Regions from separate parts of the Homo sapiens genome. Here region 1 is linked to region 2. The links are chromatin loops, found by intact Hi-C in ENCODE. Cell type or tissue: OCI-LY7. All regions are shown on one strand. Links, peaks and the distances in the headings refer to the core of each region. The heading gives the core; the rest is flanking DNA. Region 1 overlaps TSBP1-AS1 (TSBP1 and BTNL2 antisense RNA 1). Region 2 overlaps BTNL2 (butyrophilin like 2).

Region 1 (2,882 bases), core at 383-2,882, 130 kb before region 2:
TTATGCACTGATTAAATATTATATAGATACATATTATTATGGAAAAATTTTCATGGTATATTGAGTGAAAAGATGCAGGTATGTAAGTTTGAAATCTACTTGGAAAAATGAAGTATCTATCTGTATGTATACTCAGGCATTGAAGAAAGTTAATGATTTAACTTAAATGTTAATAGCAGAGTCATTTTAAGGGATGAGGATGGTTATAGTAATTTTCACTTCCCTCTTTTTTTTTTTTACATTTTTTAGTATTGTATGTTTTTAAATGACCATGCCTTGCTTTGTATTCAAAATAAATTACAAACTCTAATTTGAACAAATCAGATCTAGTCACTTATCTGATGACCAGTACAGTTTTAATCTTAATAAGTCTTCTATTGCCAGTCATTTGATTCTTGTATCTTATGCTGTCCTGCCTGAGAGTAGTCCTACCAAAACCAGTTTTATCTGAGGTTTTTCTTTTCCCTTTTTTTTTTTTTTTTTTTTAGAATTGCTTTCCTGTAGAGGAGAAGGATTGAGACATGACCTTTGGTGAAACTGAAGCTATAACTTGAATAATATTCGTTAATCTGGGGAGAATAAAATTTTGAAAGAAGAAATTTAATTTTGATGCTCTTCTTTAAAACCAAGGGCTCCACATTGTCTGTAAGATAAATAATTAAAGCTTTATTTACTATGGCATTCAAGGGACTTCTCAATTGGGCCCCAATCTACTTTTCTGATATCATTTCTGATACTACTTTTCACTTATAGTCCAGCAAGGCCTGTCCACTCACTCTCGTTAGACCCTTCATGCTGTCCTACCTCTGGGCATTGGCTCATATTCACTCCTTGGAATAGACTTGATTTCACCTTTTAAAATCCACTTTTATTTGCTTCATCTAACTTATGACTTCTTCAAAGCAGATCAAATATCATCTTTTTGTGAAGTATCCCAGCACTCTATTAGGGTGAAATTATCATTCCTCCTGTAATATTTTGTTCCTAAGCTGTTTGTTACTGTATATGATAGTTGTTTACTTTTTTCCTCTTAAGACTGAGATTCTTTCAGTAATTTTTGAATGATTTTCATGAACCAGCTAAGCTTAACTCTGGAGAAACAAAGACGAAAAACATCTGGTTTCTCACCTCCAGGTGCACAGAATCTAGTAAAGCGGGTAAACGTATAAACAGAGAATAATTGAGGTATATAAAAGTGGTTTGGGAACTGTGTGGAGGGCAGTCTCCCTTAGTAGGTGTTTAGGAAGACTTTACAAATGAGATGACATTTGACCTGAATCGCAAATAAGTAGGAGCTTGTCGGATGGATAAAAGGTAGAATGTGAGTCCTTTTAACACCTAGTCAAAAGTGATTGGATGGTGGTTAGTTTTAATGTAATTTTTCTTATTTAGTGTATGAAGATGTCCATAAGTTACAAAGCAGTGTGGTTTCATCAGAATTGCCACTGGACCACAGGGTACTTCATATGATAAAGAAGATGTTTCTTTCCACAGTCATTCAGTCCACCATTGAATAGATCTGAAAGGTGTAAAGTTCACTGATATGCATCTGATTTCTTTTTTTCTTTTTTTTTTTTGAGACAGAGTCTTGCTCTGTCACCCAGGCTGGAGTGCAGTGGTGTGGTCTCGACTCACTGCAAGCTCCACCTCCCAGGCTCACGCCATTCTCCTGCCTCAGCCTGTCATGTAGCTGGGACTACAGGTGCTTGCCACCATGCCTGGCTAATTTTTTTTTTTTTTTTTGTATTTTTAGTAGAGATGGGGTTTCACTGTGTTAGTCAGGATGGTCTCGATCTCCTGACCTCGTGATCCGCCTGCCTTGGCCTCCCAAAGTGCTGGGATTCCAGGCGTGAGCCACCCCACCCGGCCCATTTTTTTCTTTTCAACTTTTCTTAGGCTGGACAGACACATTTCAGTGATTGGCAAAGCACCTCATTAAACTTGGCTGCTATAATTTTTCTTCTTTTTTCATCTCATTTTCTATTCTCTCATTTTATTTTTGCCTTTGTTTAATCTACTCTTTGTTGGTTTGGAAGTTCCTTCTGTTTTTAGCTGATAAAAATCTACGACTAATCTCAGATAATTTTATTATTTTTCGTTAGTCATTTTGCTATTCAGGGGTGTTTTCTTTTTTTAAAAAAATAGACTTAATAGACTTAAATAGATAGTTATTATTTGGAATGGACTACATCCAAACAATTATGAGGAACAATTGTGAGGAACTCAGTTCCAGAAACTTTTGTATCCAGTAACTGATAAATAGATAAGTAATGTACTAATGGAAAAAACTCGATCAAATAATAAACCAAAGTCAATCTTTTTTTTTTTTTTTTCCCCTAAGATGGAGTCTTGCTCTCTTGCCCAGGCTGGAGTGCAATGGCGTGATCTTGGCTCACTGCAACCTCTGCCTCCTGGGTTCAAACAATTCTTCTGCCTCAGCCTCCCAAGTAGCTGGGATTACAGGCGTGCACCACCACACCCGTCTAATTTTTGTATTTTAGTAGAGATGGGGTTTCACCATGTTGGCCAGGCTGGTCTCGAACTCCTGATCTTGTGATCTGCCCACCTTGGCCTCCCAAAGTGCTGGGATCACAGGCGTGAGACACTGTGCCCTGCCAAAAATTTTTTTTTTTTGAGACAGAGTCTCGCTCTGTCATCCAGGCTGGAATGCAGTGGTGCGATCTCAGCTCACTGCAAGCTCAACCTCCCGGGTTCACGCCATTCTCCTGCCTCAGCCTCCTGAGTAGCTGGGACCAAAGACCCCTGCCACCACGCCCGGCTAATTTTTTTGTATGTTTAGTAGAGACAAGGTTTCACCGTGTTAGCCAGGATGATCTCAATCTCTTGACCTTGTGATCGCCCATCTCGGCCTCCCAAAGTGC
Region 2 (2,920 bases), core at 253-2,752:
CTGCCAAAACTGTCAATATTTATAATTTTGGTTTACACAGTGGATCCAGTTTAGTCTTCAGATGATTACAGTTTCTAGAATTTTATTGCATTTCTCAGAATTCTAATAACACACTGTGAAACAATGAGCCTTTTGTAAAATATGTAGTAAGATACTCAGATTTCCTTAAAGATATGGTCAATTTTTGAAGATACTGGAAAAGATACAAGTTATATGCCCAAATAATTAAATTTCATCCATTTGAGTTTGTGGATTTTAAGTAACTATGACAGTTTCACACACTGGAGGATTTGATATAAATTTGATGATGAATAAGCATTAAGAAAATTTCAAATGTCAGAGAAATTGTCCAGGAACTAGCATATTAAAGTGGCAGGAGCAGGTATTGAATACAAAATATCTATCTAGAATTCTTACTTACCACCTTCAGATCCAAACTGGCCTCCTGGTAGACATCATCTTTTTCAAAAAGGCAGCGGTACTGCCCGTCGTCCGAAGGTCTGGCACTGAGTATCTGCAGGGTCAGTCTGCCCTCGTCAATGGCGTCACTCACCAGTACAGTCCTCCCTCTGTACTCTGCCATCTGCTCTCCAGCCACATGGTCCCCATCCATATACACATGCACAGCAGGGTAACGGTGGGATCGGTCCCACCTCACCTCCATGCTCTGTGCATTCGCCTTGGGGGACAGGTAACAGGTTAGCTGTATATCTTCTCCCACTCTGACGAGGATGGGCTGGGAAGGTCCATTCACTTTTAAAGAAGCTGTTAAATAGAGTGGACAAAACACAATGAAAGAATCAAAATGGAACCAATAATGTCATCTCTAAGAACAGCTCCATTGGAGTTTAGAAACCATGAGCATCCCAGGGTTGCTGTGAGGCTCAGGGTCATCCTTAGGTGAGGTGGGGGTTTCATGGACTCAGAATAGAGGTTGCTCTTCTTTAAGGAGGAATCATTCCATGATGTGTGTCAGTCTGAGTAAAACAGTAATTGAATCCCTACCTGCTTCTACCTGTATTTTTTTCAGTTTACAGACCAATAATAAAATAATTTTGCAATTAAAACTCCCAGATAGGCTGGGTGTGGTGGCTCAAGTCTATAATCCCAGCACTTTGGGAGGCCGAAGCGGGTGGATCACCAGAGGTCAGGAGTTCAAGACCAGCCTGGCCAACATGGTGAAACCCCGTCTCTACAGAAATACAAAAATTAGTCGGGCATGATGGTGGGTGCCTGTAATCCCAGCTACTCAGGAGGCTGAGGTGGAAAAATTGCTCGAACCCGGGAGGCAGAGGTTGCAGTGAGCTGAGATCATGCCACTGCACTCCAGGCTGGGTGACAAAGCGAGACTTTAAAAACAAACAAACAAAAAACACCCAGAATAAAGTGAACAGTTTATAAATTTGGCCCCAGATGCCTCTGTACCTGACTCCTTATGTAACAAACTGCAATTTAACTTAGTACGTCAACTACTGAAAGCCTAACTTAGGTTGCAGTTTGTTACATAAGCACTCAGGTACAGAGGCATCCTGGGGCCAAATTTATAAATTGCTCATTTTATTCTGAGAGTTTTAATTGCAAAATTATTTTATGAATAAGCCTAACTTAGGAGCTAAGGCTAACTTAGGAGTACACTTTTGTAATAAATAGCTGAGTAGCAGCTGCTGCACTTCTGTTAGTTGCAGGCAGCCAACTGTTGAAACCCTGTTCAAATCGGCAAACGCCAGGCTGCAACCAATAGAGCTGTCTCTGTACCTCACTTCTGTTTTCTGTACCTCATTTCCATTTTCTGTCCATAAATGCTGTCTGACCAAATTGCTGCTTTGAATTCTCTGAAACCGTTCTGATTCTGAGGGATGGCTTGTTTATGAGTCATCCTTTTCTCAGTTAGACTCTGCTAAATTTAGTCTGTCTAAAGTTTTTCTTCTAACACTTCAATTCTGTATGATTTTAAACTACTTCTTAATCTGTCTTAAACTACTTCTTAATGCCTCAGTTTCTTAAACTGTAAATTTGCTATACAACTACCAAAATCATAATGTTTCAGAGTTGAACAAAATAGTTTGCATTAAGTGCCTGGAAGACCCTGCAGCGTGAGCAGAGGTGCACAGACCTGTGAGACTTGAAGGCGTTGGAGCCATCCCCACCCTCTGACGTGGTAATAGGGAGGGGTTTAAAAACATGTCTCATGTGGACTTTTGGTAATGATATTTGAAGAAGCTTTCCTCTAGGTGGACTTTATAGTACCTTGTAAGTCTGGTCCAGCCGCTATATTTTATTTCCCCAATGCTCCACATAGGTGGAGTTATAGACACACACCAGTTGAATGTCCTCAAATAATTTTGAAAATTAAAATTAACATTTTAAGATCAATAATTGGGGAAGTCGGCAAAGTACAAATTGTGAAACAATGATGAATGTAAAAAAGGGGTCTAATTCTCTCACTGTGCAAAGTGGGGAAAGATGTTCTCTGAGGGCTTTCCTGGGCCCAAGCTATATTACATTTTCCATTCTCATCAGGCCCTGCCCGTGCCATTTTTTCTCTATTCTAAATTAAGTGTCGTCCTTTTCTGTTAAATGATAAGAATGGTTTTGCATAAGGTGTGATCATTTATAATAGAAACACAAGCATAAAATTGTTGGTTCTCTGCATAGAGTCACTGGCCAAAGGCGTTAACATCCCATTATGTCATTGGCCGAAAACTGCCAGCTACCTTTGTAGAGAGGAAAGTCCCTGTCAACACAATTTGAATTTTCAGATTATTACCTTCCATTCCAGGTAACAGTTGACTCCCAGTTATTTCCAGCATTTTGTTTGCTTTGTCCTGTAATTTTACCTAAAACAATATTATTTTCCTCTCCTATGTATCTATTAAAGTCTGAAGACAAGAATCAGAAAAAATGGACTAGGGATTAGTTT

What was found. Peaks named below come from ENCODE experiments on the same cell type or tissue, not always from the same donor. Only the 100,000 strongest peaks of a DNase experiment are listed, where the experiment ranks them.
Region 1: a loop joins it to region 2, with 4 times the contacts of the local background. A loop is called at or near these places in 12 of 110 quality-filtered maps.

The regions. Positions count from the first base shown.
Region 1 is chr6:32,267,064-32,269,945 of GRCh38, forward strand. All of the region lies in intron 1 of TSBP1-AS1 (TSBP1 and BTNL2 antisense RNA 1), which reads left to right. Among named protein-coding and RNA genes, the nearest start is that of TSBP1-AS1, 13 kb to the left of the region's middle. In OCI-LY7, for the core only: no CTCF peak of the experiment used is centred there; DNase peaks (open chromatin) are centred at 1,138 and 1,648; H3K4me3 peaks cover 1,178 bases; H3K27ac peaks cover 2,260 bases.
Region 2 is chr6:32,395,622-32,398,541 of GRCh38, forward strand. It overlaps BTNL2 (butyrophilin like 2), which reads right to left. Exons shown (of 8, transcript NM_001304561.2): 5 at 418-765. The region is part of intron 2 of TSBP1-AS1 (TSBP1 and BTNL2 antisense RNA 1); the gene reads left to right. Among named protein-coding and RNA genes, the nearest start is that of HCG23, 6.6 kb to the left of the region's middle. In OCI-LY7, for the core only: no CTCF peak of the experiment used is centred there; DNase peaks (open chromatin) are centred at 1,730 and 2,160; H3K4me3 peaks cover 1,203 bases; H3K27ac peaks cover 2,410 bases.